Linked DNA regions of Mus musculus: region 2 is linked to region 1. Evidence: chromatin loops called from intact Hi-C (ENCODE). Cell type or tissue: heart. All regions are shown on one strand.

What was found. Hi-C counts contacts between places; a loop is a spot of excess contacts. Peaks named below come from ENCODE experiments on the same cell type or tissue, not always from the same donor. Only the 100,000 strongest peaks of a DNase experiment are listed, where the experiment ranks them.
Region 2: a loop joins it to region 1, with 2.3 times the contacts of the local background. A loop is called at or near these places in 2 of 42 quality-filtered maps.

What each region holds. Positions count from the first base shown.
Region 1 is chr17:34,138,359-34,146,358 of GRCm38, forward strand. H2-DMa (histocompatibility 2, class II, locus DMa) reads left to right here. Exons shown (of 6, transcript NM_010386.4): 5 at 49-177; 6 at 459-743. The coding sequence ends at 463. H2-DMb2 (histocompatibility 2, class II, locus Mb2) reads left to right here and starts at 6,891. Exons shown (of 6, transcript NM_010388.5): 1 at 6,891-7,112. The coding sequence starts at 7,058. In heart, no CTCF peak of the experiment used is centred here; DNase peaks (open chromatin) are centred at 1,223, 4,453, 4,873, 6,873 and 1 weaker place; H3K4me3 peaks cover 1,441 bases; H3K27me3 peaks cover 4,784 bases.
Region 2 is chr17:34,551,598-34,559,597 of GRCm38, forward strand. It overlaps Gm31560 (a long non-coding RNA gene), which reads left to right. Exons shown (of 4, transcript XR_003952414.1): 3 at 2,278-2,541; 4 at 5,241-5,716. Among named protein-coding and RNA genes, the nearest start is that of Notch4, 8.7 kb to the right of the region's middle. In heart, a CTCF peak has its summit at 4,077 (motif pointing left); DNase peaks (open chromatin) are centred at 4,074 and 5,994.

The sequences.
Region 1 (8,000 bases):
GTGCTCCCCAGTTGGGCCTCCAGGATGACTTCTGCCTTTCTGCTCTAGTACCCCAGAACGCCCTGCCTTCGGATCTCCTAGAGAATGCCCTGTGTGGTGTGGCCTTTGGCCTCGGTGTGCTAGGCACCATCATGGGCATTGTCTTCTTCCTCTGCTCCCAGAGACCGTGCTCAGGTGGTAAGTCACCGGGGAAGGTCAGGGAACCTGGGACAAGAGTGCCGTGTCAGTGTGTGCCAGGATTCTCCACTTGGCCTGTATACTCTTTCCTGGTAGCTGGGGACCCTGTTACAGACACAGTTATTTGGGAGCACAGAAACAGCTTGGAGTAGGGGAAGAGGGGATCTGAGAACAAGGAGAGTCAGCACTCCGTTGGGAGTTCTGTGAGGGGCAGGGGGGAGACACTTGAGGAAGGGAGAGGCTCCTTATGGTGACTTCCCTGCACTCTGCTCTCTCTTCAGACTGATTCTTCTCAAGGAGATCTTGGAACAGCACAGGCCAGGCCAGCGGGGATGTCCAGGCATCTCGTGACTACCCAAGGTCTCTCATCGGAGCCGAAGTCCCAGGGATCCCTCAGGGTGTGTGCCAGCGTGCAGGTGTCTCAGCTGAGGGTTCCGCTGTCCCTGGACTTGCATCCAGAAGAGCCTTCATCAGGAGCCCCAGGCTCCACCTAACCACTACCTTATACCTTCCCTCTTCCAGGAAATAAACTTCATTTCTTAATGTCAGCGTGACCTCTCCCTCCACGTACTAGACAAGTGTCTACCCCTAAGCACACCCCAGCCCACTGTACCTTCTTTTTAACTCCTGGAATTTGCTTCTGGATCTGACCTGAGTGGCTTGTCACTTCAGGTTCAGCATGCCTTAACCTGGACACAGCTCATTAGGGAGGGAAACGGGAAAACCCCTCTCCTCAGCCAAGCTCGGGTTCCCTGGTCTCAGCGGAGCTGACGGTGCCTTTTATCCCATCAGCTTCCTCATGGGAAGGCAGAGTTTCCAATAATCGGCTCACAAAGCAGTTGAGGAAATTGTATGTGTTTTTTTTGGTTCCCCCTATGCTTTGTTGCCAGTGACCCCGTTTATGGCTTCTGCCTTGAGGAATATCTAGCTCCCTCCACCCCTCGGGTACCTGGGAAAACTGGAGCTCCGGGCGGTATGCTCCCGCCTCCAGCCTCTAGCTGCTCTTTTGATTGGTCAGACCAGTTCTGCGCAGACAAACTCTCTAAGTCCCTGAAGTGAAGTGGGAACAGCCGGTGAGGGTGAAGAAGCTCGGGTTCCTTCACCAACCCGTCCAACGGCCTCTTGAACTTTCTTTCCTAAGGCGCCTGTGCGGCTCTGTCCCGGGCAGATGGTGGGAGCCAGCGGCACAGGACTGCTGCTGCTAAACTGTTTCACACACAGTTTATTCCTTGCTTTCTGTGGGACACGGGAGTTGTTGCGGAGGTGGTTAAGGCTAACTCACAGAATTAGTTTGCTATTGGTGAGGCCACCTCCGTTTTTCATATCGCATCATAGTCTAAGGGACGTACATCATCCAGTTCTTCCCGGGCTCCGGCTCTTTTCTCCGACCACGTCATTTCTAAGAGCAGAGTGTGTACTGATAAAGCCCTCGGGAATGCATGACTGTCAGTTTCCCTGTGTGCTCTTCAGTGAGTGACTTACTGTCTCTGTGCCTTCGTGTCAACTTTCCGTAAAGGATGGTAACAGCCGTGGCTCCCTTGTAGCGTTGTTATAAACCTAACGATTATTAACTTACTCATGCTTGTGATGTTTTTGCATGAGTATGGATGCACAGCCTTGTGGGAGGTAAACACTAGGAATCTTCCATCCTCCATCCATCTTCCACCTCACTCACCACGACAGTCTCATTCAAACCCAGAGCCCACTTCCTGGCTAGAGGCTGGGATTACTAATGCCCGACATGTATTCCTGGCCTCTCCATGGCTTCTGGGTATTAAATTCTGGCCCTCATGCTTGTGTGGCAAGAGCGATCTCCCCAGCCCCTCGTGCATGCTGGGTAAGTGCTCCAGCCACTTATCAGCACCCCAGTCCTTCTGTGATCTTAACCTGGGGACTGCTGAGAGCAGTTTCACACGGAGAAAGGGCAGGATAACAGCATTGTCACCAACGGTCTGCAGTGCCACAGAGCTTAGTGACATCAGGAACTTTCCTCTGCCTTCATTTAAACAAACAAACAAACAAACTACTTGTGTGAGTGGGGGTGTTTTGCCTGCCTATAATGTATGTGTACACATACATGTCTGGTGCCTTCAGAAGCAAGGAAAAGATATCAGATCCCCTGGTTCTGGGATCACACATGGTTGTAAGCAGCCACATGCATACTGGGAAACAAACTTAGATCTTTTGGAAGAGCAGACTGTACTCTGGACCACTGAGCCATCTCTCCAGCCCCCTGTTAGACTTTTGACTCTATCTTTAGTATTTTGATTTTCTCCCTTGGAGATACTTTTGTTTTTATTCTCATTTTACCTGTGTGGATCTGGTCCACATCCTTTTCTACATTTTCCTAGTTTCTGTTCTTCTTCAAATGTACCCAGCAATTTCCTTCCAATCAAAACGGAAAACTGACGGAGGTCTCACTGTATGGCTCTGCCCAACCTGGAACTTACCACGTAGACCAGGCTGATCTCAAACATACAAGAAATTTACTGCCTCTGCCTCCCAACTGCTGGGACTAAAGATGTGGCACTTTTCCAGGTGTTCACCTGCTGTCCTTAGCTCTAGCTAACTCCTCTCTCTGGACCTTAGAGGATGGGCTTAGATTAGATGCTCACCCATTGAGTGATATGTGTGCCACTCGCTCCCCAGCTGGCCTCCAGTTTGCTGTGTAGCTGAGATGATCTCCCCCACCCCCATCCTGGTCCTCTGCTTCCACCCCTCCCAGCTGCTGGGATTGCAGGCAGGCACCACCCTGTTAGCCTCTTTCCTCAGCCATTCTTGCATCCAAGTAAGAGCCAGGCCGACTCTGCTTAGCTTTGAGACTGGATAAGGTTGAGTGCATTAGGGTGGGGGTTCTAGGACCCCTTAACTAGAGGCATCAAAAGCTGACTTTAGCCTAGTGTTCTCTTTCCCTTTTCTTTGAGTTAAAGTCTCATGTAGCCCAGGCTGGCCTTGAACTCCCGATTTAGCTCAGGATAAGTTTGAATTCCTGATCCTCTTGCTGGGATGGCCTGGATGTGGTTGGTACCTTTGAGAGCAGAGGTGGTTGCCAGCAGAAAGCGCATTCCTGGGCAGCCCTCGTTCCTCATTCTTCCCTCACAGAACCATGCCTGTCTGCTTTGTGGCTTGTTCCCATGTCAACCAACTGCAGGGCCATCCCACACTCAGCTCCGGCTGCCACCCCCAGCCCTGCTCTATCTTTCTTAGAATTCTCAGGACTTCCTAAGGGACACTTTCTTGTTTTCTTGTTTCCTGATTTTACACATTTTACATCTCTCTCACTCCCTCTCTCTCTCTCTCCATATATATATGTATATATATACATATATATATACATATATATATGTGTGTGTGTTTGTGTGTGTGTGTGTGTGTATGTAACCAACAATCTTGTAATCTCCTCTTCAGAGGTCAGAGAGCAGCTATTAGAGCTGCTTTTGTCCCCACTATCACCCAGAGTCACTGGCGATGGGGTGGGTGCCGGCAGGCTCTCGTGGCATCGGCTTTTTGTGTAGTGATCGTGAAGCTAAGCACCTTTCCACGGGCTTCTTTCAGTTACTGATTCAGACAGTCCTGAGACAGAATCTCATGTATCTGAGATGACCTTGATCCCTGACCTCTGGCTCCCACCTGAAGCACTGGGACTCGGGGATTCCAGCACACCATTCCGTCAATGTTTTGAACTGTATGTTCAGCTTTTTCTTATGATTTCTGGGAACATGATACTCCGTGCAACAACTTAGGACAGAATAGATGCTGAAAGTACCTTCTGCTGTGCATTGTGGGACACGCCTGCACTCCCAGCATCTGGGAGGCTGAGGCAGGAACATTGCCAAAGCTAAAAGCCATCCTATGCTGCGTAGTGAGGCTCTGTCTCAAAAAAAAAAAAAGAAAAAAAAGAGGCTTCCAGTTGGTCACTCTCCAGTGACATATACATACAGTTGATTCTCTGAATAAAATTATTTAGTTTTGGCTCCGAAAGCCACTGTGGACAAGTGATTGACTGGTCCAGCATTTTTTTTTCTTCTGTCACAAAATGTGGCCTTGAATTAAAACCATCTGTGCAGAAGAGGAAGCAGAGGGCTTACATGGGATGAATTTAGGAAATGCCTAGAAGAAACTCATATGGTTAAGGCCACCGTCCCACGGAAAACACAGGGCCACATGTGTGACTTCCCGTAATGTCAACTCCAGTGACAGTATCAATATTGGCACACGTTTCTGTTTCCAGTGACCCCCATCTCCTTGTGGAACTCCATTAACTCCATCCAGTACTGCCAGGCTCGGGGGCGAAGGGGAGTCAGAACTAGGCAGTACTGCCTTCCTCTCCTGTGAATTACCTATAATGCTTGGCACAAACCCTCAGTGTTAGCCCACTGCAGGCATGTGGGAGCCAGGCCAGGTGGAGAGGCAGGAAAGATGAGGACTGTGTGTGTGTGTGTGTGTGTGTTCAAGTAGTAGCCTTCAAAGAATGGTCCATGGGACCCTGACTGGAGGCCCTATTGCTAGCTGTGCTGGTAAACAGAAGCCCTCTGTGTGTGTGTGTGTGTGTGTGTGTGTGTAGAAGGAACCGCTTTGCTGAGCACAGGTCTCTGGGGCTTCCGTTTTGACTCTAAAACCCTCCGTACATGTTCACATGAATATGGAAGTGAAATCCTCTCCTACGGCTTCCTGTGGTGTCTCAAGAGGTTTCACATCTCCTTGACTACTGGAGCAGAGAGCTAGACTCCCGGAGGGGACTCCACTCAGTCCCACTGCCGTGGCCACGCCCATGAGGGGGAGGGTGCCCAAGTGAGGCTCTGCAGGCCTTCTCTCTAGGCTACAGGTAGTAGGCTCAGAGATGGGGTCAAGACTGGATTCCTGCAACAGAAGAAAGGCATACCAGGAAAAGAGGGCTTGGAGGCTGGGAGTCACTTGTATTGTTTTGGAGCTGTCTTAAGAGAAGGTAAAAGAGATGGGACTCCTGGAGCAGACGGAGCTCTGCAAATGAGCAGGTGTGTGTGGGGGGGTGGGGGGGTGGAGTGGGTTGGGGGGCGGAGGAGGGTGGAGTAAGCCTTTGAGGGGGTTGGGGTGACTGTGGCTCCTCTCTTCCCCTTTTTCTCAGCAGAAGTGTCACCAACTTCGGTTATCTGGGTTCTTCCCAGCCCAGGAGAGAGAGAGAGAGAGAGAGAGAGAGAGAGAGAGAGAGAGAGAGAGAGAGAGAGGAGGACACGTCCGTGAGTCTGTGTGTCTGTGAGTGTGTGTGACTGTGGGGTGTATGTATGGTGTATGTATGTTTGTATATGTGTATGCCTATATGTGTATGTATGTATATATGCACATGTGTGTGTGTTTGTGTGTTTATGAGATCAATGTAAGATTTCTATAGGCATAGAAGACACTATCAGTTTTGCAATTCACAGTCCAACAAAAGATGCACTTGCCATTTAAAATCTATCCTATTGTGTATGAGGCTCTGGGTTGAATTCTTAGCACAAAAAGAAAAGTGCACTAAGATTGGGGAGATGGCTAGGTTGGTAAACTGCTTGCTGCACAATTGGGAGTATCTGAGTTCAATCCCCAGGACCCACATTAAAACAAAAACATACAATACAAACAAAACAAAACGCCACAAAAAAGCCTGACATGTCTGTGCACAGCTGTGGTTCCATTGCTGCAGAGGCAGAGGCAGAGGCAGGTGTGTCCCCGGGCTTCCGGCTAGCTAGCCCAGCCTACCTGGCCAGCTCCAGGTCATCAAGAGACCCTGTCTCAAAAAACAACAACCAATAAGGTGGAAGGTGTTCCTGTGGCCTCTGCACACATTTGCACATAGGTGCATGCATGCTGTATACACACAAGCACCCACACACAGGAACACCTGTGCACATGTGCAAACACACTCAAGTGTCACCAGTAGATAATGTCCTTTCCAGGAGAATAGTAGGGGCACCACATCTCTACTATAGCATCTTCCTAATCCAGAGGTCAGCTCAACAGAGCGGAGCATGGGGCAGGGCACACTCAGGGAAGCAGAGACTCTGGAGGGGAAGACGCTTGAGCTTGGGCCTGAGGTCAGCTTTTGACCAAGAGCTTCAGTAGAACTGCCCCAGAGATGCGCGAGTGCAGGAAGATAGGGCGTCCTGGCTCCCAAAGCAGCTCCTACAGCCTAGGAGGAACGGAGGCTTGGTAAGCAGCCCAGGAGGGAATGGGGTTTCCAGGCTGGCCCCTGCTCTCTAAGGTTGGATTGCTTTCTGTCGTCCAGTCCTGCTCTGACACAAGGCAACTGTGTACACTATCTGTACCTCCTTCCTTCCCTACAGTCTTGCCTCTGCCACCTGTGTCCTCCTGAGTGACAGGACAGACCAGGGGTGTATGTACTATCTCCTAGGCAACGTCCCTTTCAGAGAGGAAGAAAGTTGTCTAGAAGTTTTTTGTTTTTTTGTTTTTTCTTTTTCTTTTTTCTTTTGGAAGTGTGTGAGATGAGAAAGTCAACCCAGGGGCAGGCCAGGGTTGTATTTCCTGGAAATGCTTCAGCGATCACCCCCAGGGACCTCAGGAAACCACCTAGAAGGTCCTGTTCTTAAAGCACAGGGCACAATGAGGTTTACCTATTAACCGATGATGCTAGGCTAAGTCACTTAGTGATTGGACTGACTTAACTACCCAGCTAATCTGACCACTCCCTTTAGGACCCCAGATTTGGTTGAGTGAGTGGGTACAAAGGAGGGGCTGAGTGACTCGGGGCCACATAGGCAGCAAGGAGCAAGGGGCCTGAGCAAGAGGTACCATATTTACCTCAGTGTGTGAAGATCATTTGCCCAGGCTGGGGCAGGAGAGAACCTGAGGCCCTTGCAGGAGGTGCCCAGGGGCCTGGCCTTCCTGCACCTTCAGAGAGTGGAACATGGCTGCACTCTGGCTGCTGCTGCTGGTCCTCAGTCTGCACTGTATGGGGGCAGGTAAGATAACCTCCTGAACCTTCTCTCTCCTGCTCCTGTTTGGGTAAAACATGTTCATTTTTGCTAGCTAACAGGTCTGAGTGCCCCAGAGTAGCCAGTCTCCAGACTATGGCATTCCTCCAGCCCTGTGCACTGTATTTTACAGCAATTTTAATAATGAGCCATTCTCATAGACTGTGTGAAGGATGTCCCTGTGGGGACGTAGGTTAGGACTGGGTACTGCTGGGTCCTGGTTCCTAACATGGTGCCTGGCATGACATAAGTGTTCTGTGGTATCAAAGTCAAGAATATTTCCAGCACAGAGCAAGACTGACTACTTCTTGACTCTGTTTCTTTCTCTCCTGTCCCCTTCCCTCCTCCTGTTGGTCTGTTTGTCTGTCTGTCTATCTATCTGTCTGACTGTAGTCTGTCTGTTTCTTTCTCATTGGAGACAGTCACGCTCTATAGCCAGACTTGCCTTAAACTCATGGCAATCCTCCTGCCTCAGTGCTGGGATCACAAGTATGCCAACCACATTACTCTATGTCCCTGTCAATAGTGAGGTGCTCTGCAGGTCTGTTTTGGGGTAGACAGCCATGCATGCCACACAGGAATCTTGGGTTGTCCTCCCTTGTCATCCAGTCTCACATACAGAAGCGCTAATTGTTTTCAGCCTTGTGCACATGAGCCTCAAGCTCGTCCCAAACCTATGCCCTGCCAGATGTGGAAGTCTATCACACCATATGATTTTGGTAGAAGAGTGGAATTAGCTTGAAAATGCCTTTTCTGAGTTTTGTTTGGTTGGCTGTTGTTAGGAAAGCCGGGTATACTAAGTTATTTAAATTTGTTACCTTAAGACCTTAGACCACTGCAGGTGGAAAGCAACAGCCTGATTTAGTGTCAGAGCCT
Region 2 (8,000 bases), 410 kb after region 1:
CTTAAAGATCCACATGTCTTTAGGGATTTAAAGCAAAACCCACCACTGCCCAGCTGAGATCCACTTTTTTTAATTCCTGTATTTAGTTATTAGTTAGTTAGTTAGTTAGTTAGTTTACATCCTAGCCACAGTTTACCCTCCCTCCTCTCCCCATAGTCCTTCACACCTCACCTACAATCCGTCGCCAAGGAAATCCTTGTTCCTTTCTCTTCAGGGAAGTGGAGGCCTCCCATGGGTATCAACAGACCTTGGAATACCAGGTTGAGGGCTACTTAGTGTTCTAGCCTTTTCCTACTGAGGCTAGAACAGGCAGACCAGTAGGAGGTAGGGTCCCAGAAGCAGGCAACAGAGTCAGAGACATGCCCCTTTAGCTGCTGTTAGGAGTCCCACAAGAAGACCAAGCTACACAACTGTTAAATATTGCAGAGGGTCAATCCTGTGCGTGTTCAGTGGTTGGCGGTTCAGTCTCTGTGAGCCGCTATGGGCCCATGTTAGTTGATTCTGAAGGTTTTCTTGTGGTGTCCTTGTCCCTTCTGGCTCCTACAATCCTTCTTCTCAATCATCTGCAGGATTCTCAAAGCTCAGCCTAATACTGAGCTGTGGGTCTCTGCATCTGTTTCCAGCACTTGCTGGGTGAAACCGCTCTGATGAAGGTTATGCTAGGCTCCTGTCCACAAGTATAGCAGAGTATCATTAATACTGCCATCAATAATAGAAGGGTGGGCTCCTCTAATGACTTGGATCGCAAGCTGTGCCAGTCGTTGGTTGGCTCATCTCTCCAATTCTGTTCCATCTTTACCCCTGCACATCTTGTTAGGCAGGACAAATTGTGGGTCTAAGGTTTTGTGGCTGGATTGGTGTCTTAATTCCTTCTTTTGCAAGTCTTACCTGGTTATAGGAGGTGGCTGTTTCAGGTTTGATAACCCCCATTGCTAGGAGTCTTGGCTATGTCACCATAAGAAATTCTTGGTAGTTTCCAGTGCCTCTGGTATCTAGCTTATCACAGAGATGTTGGTGTCCCCCAACTTCATTCCAGTTGTCTCTCTCAGTGCTGTCTTCCTCCAATCTCTCACAACCTGATCCTTTATATTCTCATTCCCACCCACCCCACCCCTATACAGTCCCCACGTCCCCATCCCACCCACACCCACCCACCTTGTATATTCTGTTTCCCCTTCTCAGTGAGATTCCTATGGCCCTCACTTGAGCCCTCCTTGTTACTTAGCCTCTCTGGATCTGTGGACTGTAGCATAGTCATCCTTTACTTACTGGCTAACGTGAGCGCATACCATGTTTGTCTTTCTGGGTCTGGGTTACCTCACTCAGAATGCTCCCTTTTAGTCCCATCCATATATCTGCAAATTCCATCATGGCATTGTTTTTGTTTGTTTCTTTGTTTTGTTTTGTTTTGTTTTGTTGGTTTTTCGAGACAAGGTTTCTCTGTATAGCCCTGGCTGTCCTGGAACTCACTCTGTAGACCAGGCTGGCCTCGAACTCAGAAATCCGCTTGCCTCTGCCTCCCAAGTGCTGAGATTAAGGGTGTGTGCCACCACTGCCCGGCAATGTCATTGTTTTTTATTATTATTATTATTAGATATTTTCTTCGCTTACATTTCAAATGCTATCCCCAAACTCCCCTATACCCTCCCCCCGCCCTGCCCTCCAGATGGCATTGTTTTTAATAGCTGAGTGATACTCCATTGTGGAAATGTACCACATTTTCCTCATCCATTCTTTGGTGAGATACATCTATTTCCAATTTTCAGAGAAACTGCCAAAGTTTCCAAAGTGACTGTACATGTTTGCACTCCCACCAGCAATGGATGCACTGGTTCTGCATCTGTGACAACATGAGCTGTCACTTGAGTTTTGAGGTAGGAAGACACATCTCTAATCCAGACAATTTCAGATGAAAAAAACCACTTCTAATCTGGTCCACACCTTCTGCTGGAAACCTACATAAAGACATGGAAGAAGGAAGCGTTGGTCTCTGCCTGCCTGCTCTCGCCTTTCTAGTAAGTCCACTGGCATCAGAGCCTACTTCTTTGGGATTCCAACATGGACTAAAGACCATCTGAGAAACATTCAGCCTTGTGGATTGAACAACTATGGGATTTGTGGGCTTTCGAGTCACAGGCAGCCATCGTTGGATTCGCTGGACCACAGCCTGGAAGTCATTCTAATAAATCCCCTTTGTCCTCTCTCTCTCTCTCTCTCTCTCTCTCTCTCTCTCTCTCTCTCTCTGTCTGTCTCTTCCTATAAATGCTGTTCCTTTAGAGAACCCTGGTGTCTACACACAGCCACCGCAGCAGGAGTAACAAGGGGACAACTAAGGAGCCCCAGAGAGGAGCCAAGGCAGAAACCACAGGGAGCACAGATGCTGAAGGAGAGGGACAGAAGGAGTGGACAGGAAGCCGGGGCTGAAGACAGACAGACTGCCTTGAAGATCCAACAATGACAAACTGCCCACTCCAGTTTGAGCTCTGAAAACCACCAAGCCTCAAGAGCCAAGGCTCCTGGGGCTGGAGAGACCGCTCAGAGGTAAGGAGGACCATTGCTCTTTCAGAGCACCTGAAGCCCTGGAGCCAATCATAAGTACAGCCGCAGGGCACTGATGCCCACTTAGCCCCCTATTAACCTACACTCACACTTGCAAAGATCCACACCTAGGCACAACCATATATACATAATTTGAAAATAAAATCAATCTTTCTTCAAGAGTCAAGGCTCCTGGCACTGCAGGCCCGAGGCGTGTGGCAGTGTGGTACTAACTGTGATTGGAGCTGAGGACACAAACACCCAGAGACCACCTTGGGGCGCGAACGCCACTGTGCTCCCTGGTGCTGCTGCCAATCTCTCCCACTGGAAGCTGGGTGTCTCACAGCTGTCAAGTGCTGGAATGGCTACTAGCTGAAGAACAGAGCAAACACCAGGTGTGGTATAGAGCTATCATCCCCAGGACTCAGGAGGTAGAGACAGGAGGATGAGGAGCTGGGTCCAGGTCATCCTCATTTACAATGAAGCCAAGGCCTTGTGCAGCCCAGGGAGGGAGATTCTAACAGTCCTGGCATGCTGGCCTTGACCTCTCCTACCACAGAGCCTCCGTGAAGGAATGGCCACAGGCAAATACCCAGGCACATGCTCACAGTCACTGTTCTGAAACCTTCTCTTTTGTTCCTGTGGGGGGCTTTGGTGTAAGATGGAGGCTTAGCAGTGTATATATCCAGGGCTACAGGATCACAGAGACAAGCTCTGACAGGAGTTAGGTCTTCCACCTACAGCCAGGTGAGCTCAACAGAGGACCGCCAGAGCGGGTCATCAATGTGGGAAGTGCTCCAAGGATCTGAGGGGAGGAGGGGACACTGGCTCAGATTTGAACTTTAACTCAAGAGCTTTCCTTTGATGTCATGTCTGCATTTGTTTTGTATAATCTCTGTATTGTGGTACATATTTTTGAACGTGAGTTTCAAACATCATATTCCTTTTTTAATATTTTTAATATTTATTTATTATATGTAAGTACTGTAGCTGTCTTCAGACACTCCAGAAGAGAGCATCAGATTTCGTTACAGATGGTTGTGAGCCACCATGTGGTTGCTGGGATTTGAACTCAGGACCTTTGGAAGAGCAGTTGGCAATCTTAACCGCTGAGCCATCTCACCAGTCCCAAACATCATAGTCTTAAGGAGTGTTTAAAAGGAGTTGGAAGAACAGCACATCTCAGAGGGGGACCAGAGCCTGGCAGGACCCAGCAAGAGGCTACCCCAAGGGTAGTGCTAGGTGCTAGGTGAGGTGCTGGAGAGATGGCTCAGCCATCAGGCACGCTCTTTCAGAGGATCCCAGCACCCTTGTCAGGTGCTTTCAACCACCTGTAACTCCAGCTTCAGTGCCTCCAACTCCCTCCGGGGCCTCGGCTGGAAACTGTACACATGTGACACACACTCATGAAGATGCACACACATACACATAGGTAAAATTAATACATATGGGTTCGTTTTTATTATGTATCATTATGCAATATATTTATACGTATGCCCTCAGAAGTCTTGACTGGGCTTCCTCGCCCTCTGCTGCCCCCTTGTGGCCAGAATGTGACAGTTCCCAGAGGTCATGAGCTCTCTGTGGAAAGAATGGCAATGTGACCAGGTCATGGGTCCAAGGAGAAGTCTATTTGTCTGTCCTAACTGTCCATCATGATTGTGGAAAGTTGAATGGCAGAACCCTGGTGATCAGAGATCCTTTATAGCAGACAGACTCTCTTACTGCACCAAGCTAGACTCTGAGGACTTAAGAGAGCAAGCTGACCCAAGGCCATGAGAGACCATGGAGACTCACCCACCTCACCATCACCACCATTGAGAAAGACCAGAGATTGATGTCAACCAAACATGCCAAAGAGAGCAAACTGTGAGGAGACAGGACAGCTCAGTCAGGTAGTCAGCTGCAAGACCTTGCTTCCTCCAGAGGCAGGGAGAGCACTCTGGTTCCACAGCCCCCTACACTCAGCAAGTGTTTGGGGAAAACTCAACAGAGTGGTCGAAAGCCAGACAAGCTGTGCAGATACGCAAGCCCTTTGGGTCCCTGGGATGGAACTTGAAGACATTTACTGAGGGCCAAATGGTTTTGAGGTCTGTTTTGTTTTGTTGCTTATTTTATTTCTTCCTGTCAGTCATGCTGAGGAAACTCATATATGCTTACGAACATTTAGACTTACGCATGTGTGATTTTCTTTTAATTCCTTCCTCATATTAGGTGCCAGTGAAATTACTTTCCATCCATAAAGAATAAAAAACTCATCTGCAGTATCTTCAACTTTTGCCTATTTACGTGATTGCTGCTAGATTTAAAACAGGGTTTCGCAAGCGGTCCATGACCTCGTCTGCCCAACAAAGACGGTTCAAGTCTATTCTTAGGGTGTGACAAATCTTCCTGAGAACGAGATAACCCCAAAAGCCTCCCAGCCATGGGTCTCCCAGGACATAACTGATACTCAAAGGACCCAGGGACCCTTAGGGACGAGCTCATTCATCTCTCCCAATCCTTCCTTCACCCAACACAGACTCCCTGACCCAGGCTGGCCCTGCCTCCTGTGCCGAAGCCAAAAGGCATGACATTCAAAGGTACTGGCTTAGCTCACTGACCAGGGCAGGGGCACCATCTGGTTGAGGGACACTCCATCCCACCTGGTTCTCAGCCCTAAGGAACAGGGCATTTCCCTGAACCACCCTTCTCCCTCCTAGGACAGACTTTCCGGAAGACATCTATACTATTGAAGATAAGCACCGTAGGAGTTTAGCTGATGTGATGGAAGTTGATTCTCTTCTGTACCTGCTGGCCATGCAATACAAGCAGAGCTTGGTTCCTTTGTATGCAGAGGAGAGGGAGCAAGCAGGGTACGATGACCAGTCTCCACTGACAACTAGACTGGATGGTGAGTCGCCCAGGAGACACACACCTCTGTGAGAGCCCGTTAGGGTGTTTCCGAGGATACGTAACTGAGTAGAGAAGAGCCACCCTGAAAGCAGTCACCCTGTCCCATGAGCCAGGGCAGCCAGCAGAAGAAATCAGGAGGAAGTGAGCTGAGCTTGAGCATCCATTTTGCTTCCTGCCTGTGAGCAGGATGTGACCAGCAATCACGTTCCTGATGTCTTCCTTCTCCGCTGGAACAGACTTTATCCCCTCAGACCTTGGGCTGAAATAAAGCTTTCCTTCCTTCCTCAGGTTGCTTTGCTGGGGTATTTGGTTAGAACAAGAAAGTCACCCAGCTTTCAGTGGCTCGGGAAAGCAGAGAGGGCTGGCCACTGTGGCAGTGCTAGCTGACCTTAGCATCCCGTCCCCCACAGAGACTGAGACACAGAGGCTTGCCTTCAGGATGACTGCATGTCAAAAGAACGGATCTTGGGCCTTCGAGGGGTGTTTCTGAGTTGACACATGTGCGGTTACAGGGACAGCCTGTTACAGGGACAGCCTGTCTTTGCAGGTCAGGACTGTTAGGTGCCGGTTGGGGCGAGCAGTAAATTATCCTGGCAGCTTTGAGCTTCCCAAGTCTGCACTTTAAAGGGATCTGGGTCATCGGAGGGACATGGCCTTCTGCTGCTGCGATCCATTGAGGCCGGGGTGGGAAGGCAGAGTTCTGCGGTTCTCACTGTCCTGAGGGACCAGCACCGTGAGGTCAGCCCCAGAACTCTCATCCCCTAGGGGCCATGTCTCAGCCTCCATGAGGCCAGAGCAGCAGGCACCTCACATGAGGTGTGGGTGATTCCCCTGTAAGGAATTGCGCTGAGACAGCTTAAAACCCTCTCTGAGTGGGGAAAAGGTCACCTAGGAACTTAGGTAGGGAATATGGCTCACTTCTGTTAATAAAAAGGGCCGATCCCAGTCATTACACAGACTGCGTTTCTCACTCCTGGCTTAGTAGAACAAGGTCCTGCATAACAGTCCCCCACCTCCGAGTTCCTTTGCACTAATACATCATTCCCCCAGAGATGAAGCCACCGGGCGTGGCTGAGGGAGGAACTCAGTGATGCCTACGCTTTTCCACTCACAGTCCATTTTACCCCCAAGACGTTTAGACTACTGAGATTGTAGAAGCATAGAAAATAGGTATATTTCACCCAAATCATTGTCTACAGATGTTATATTCTAACCACTGAGTCCCTCACCCCGTCACCCCTTAACTAGTCTCTTCTGATGCACAAGCCGGCAGCAGTCTAGAGAGAGGCATAACTTAGAATCCATGTGTACCAGGACAGGACACCGCAAGCCACATTTGTCCCAAGGAAAGAGATGGCATTCGACTGTTCCGTATAACAGCCACGAGCCAGCTGGTTCTGCTTAAATCCATTTAAATTGAAGAAAACTGAGGAGGAGGTGCAACTCAGTGGTAGAGCACTTCACTATGGGCAATGCCCTGAATTCTGTTCCCAGCACTGAAACAAAGGCTGAGGTAGACTGTGCCTCACAAGCGCATAGTCCTAGGTTCAAACCTTAGCACTGCATAAACCAGGAATGGTGTTACTAGGTGATAGCAGGACCAGGGATGCAGAAAAAAGGATCTGAAATACAGCATCATCCTAAGCTCCTCCATGAGTTCGAGGCCAGCCTGGGCTACATGAGCTCCTGTCTCAAAAATAAATCAAAGGGGCCTGGAGAGATGGCTCAGAGTGCTGGCTTCTCTTCCAGAGCATGTAGGTTCGATTCCCAACATGGCGATTCATAACCATCTATAGCTCCAATTTCAGGAGCTGTGACACCCTCTTCTGGCCTCGTCGGGTAGTAGTAGGTGCACAAACACCCAGGCAAACACCCAGACACATAAAATTAGATTTTAAAAAGGTAATGTTGAATTGAGTATATATAGGCTGGAAATGTGGCTCGGAAGGTTTGCCTTGGGCATAGAGTCTCGGGTTTGCTCCCCAGCTCCCCAGCACCTCACAGCCCAGGTTGTGTAACCCTGGAGTCCCAGTGACTGGGAGCCAGAGGCAGAAGGATTGGTGCGAGGTCATCCTCAGGTTAAGTGTGAGATGAGCTACAAGAGATCTTGCCTCAGATAAATTAAAATCCAAAACTCAGGGCCCTCAGTCTGCAGTCTCCGACAGAAAACATTTCCATTCCCTGGACAGAAAGATTCACTGGGCAGTGCGGGGAGACTGACCGGCTCCTGGGTCCTGCAGGAAAGGGTGCGGAAATGCCAGCTCCTGGGTCCTGCAGGAAAGGGTGCGGAAATGCCAGCTTTTGTCTGGCACCACTTCCTTTTCTGTTTACAATAAAATTGAATGGCCTTTTCTGAAGAGCCTCGATAATTTTTGATGCATTGAAAATACTTCTGTAGAATTCCTGGGACACAGGAGAAGCCATGGGAGTGGTCAGGGGACCTCGCCAAACTTGCTTTGCTGAGAAGTAAACCCCTTCTCAAGAAGGCCCGAAGTGGGAGGTGAGGCTTACAGTACCATGCTGGTGCTTGAGAGACAGAATGAGAGTCAGGGGGCCATGAGTTCAAG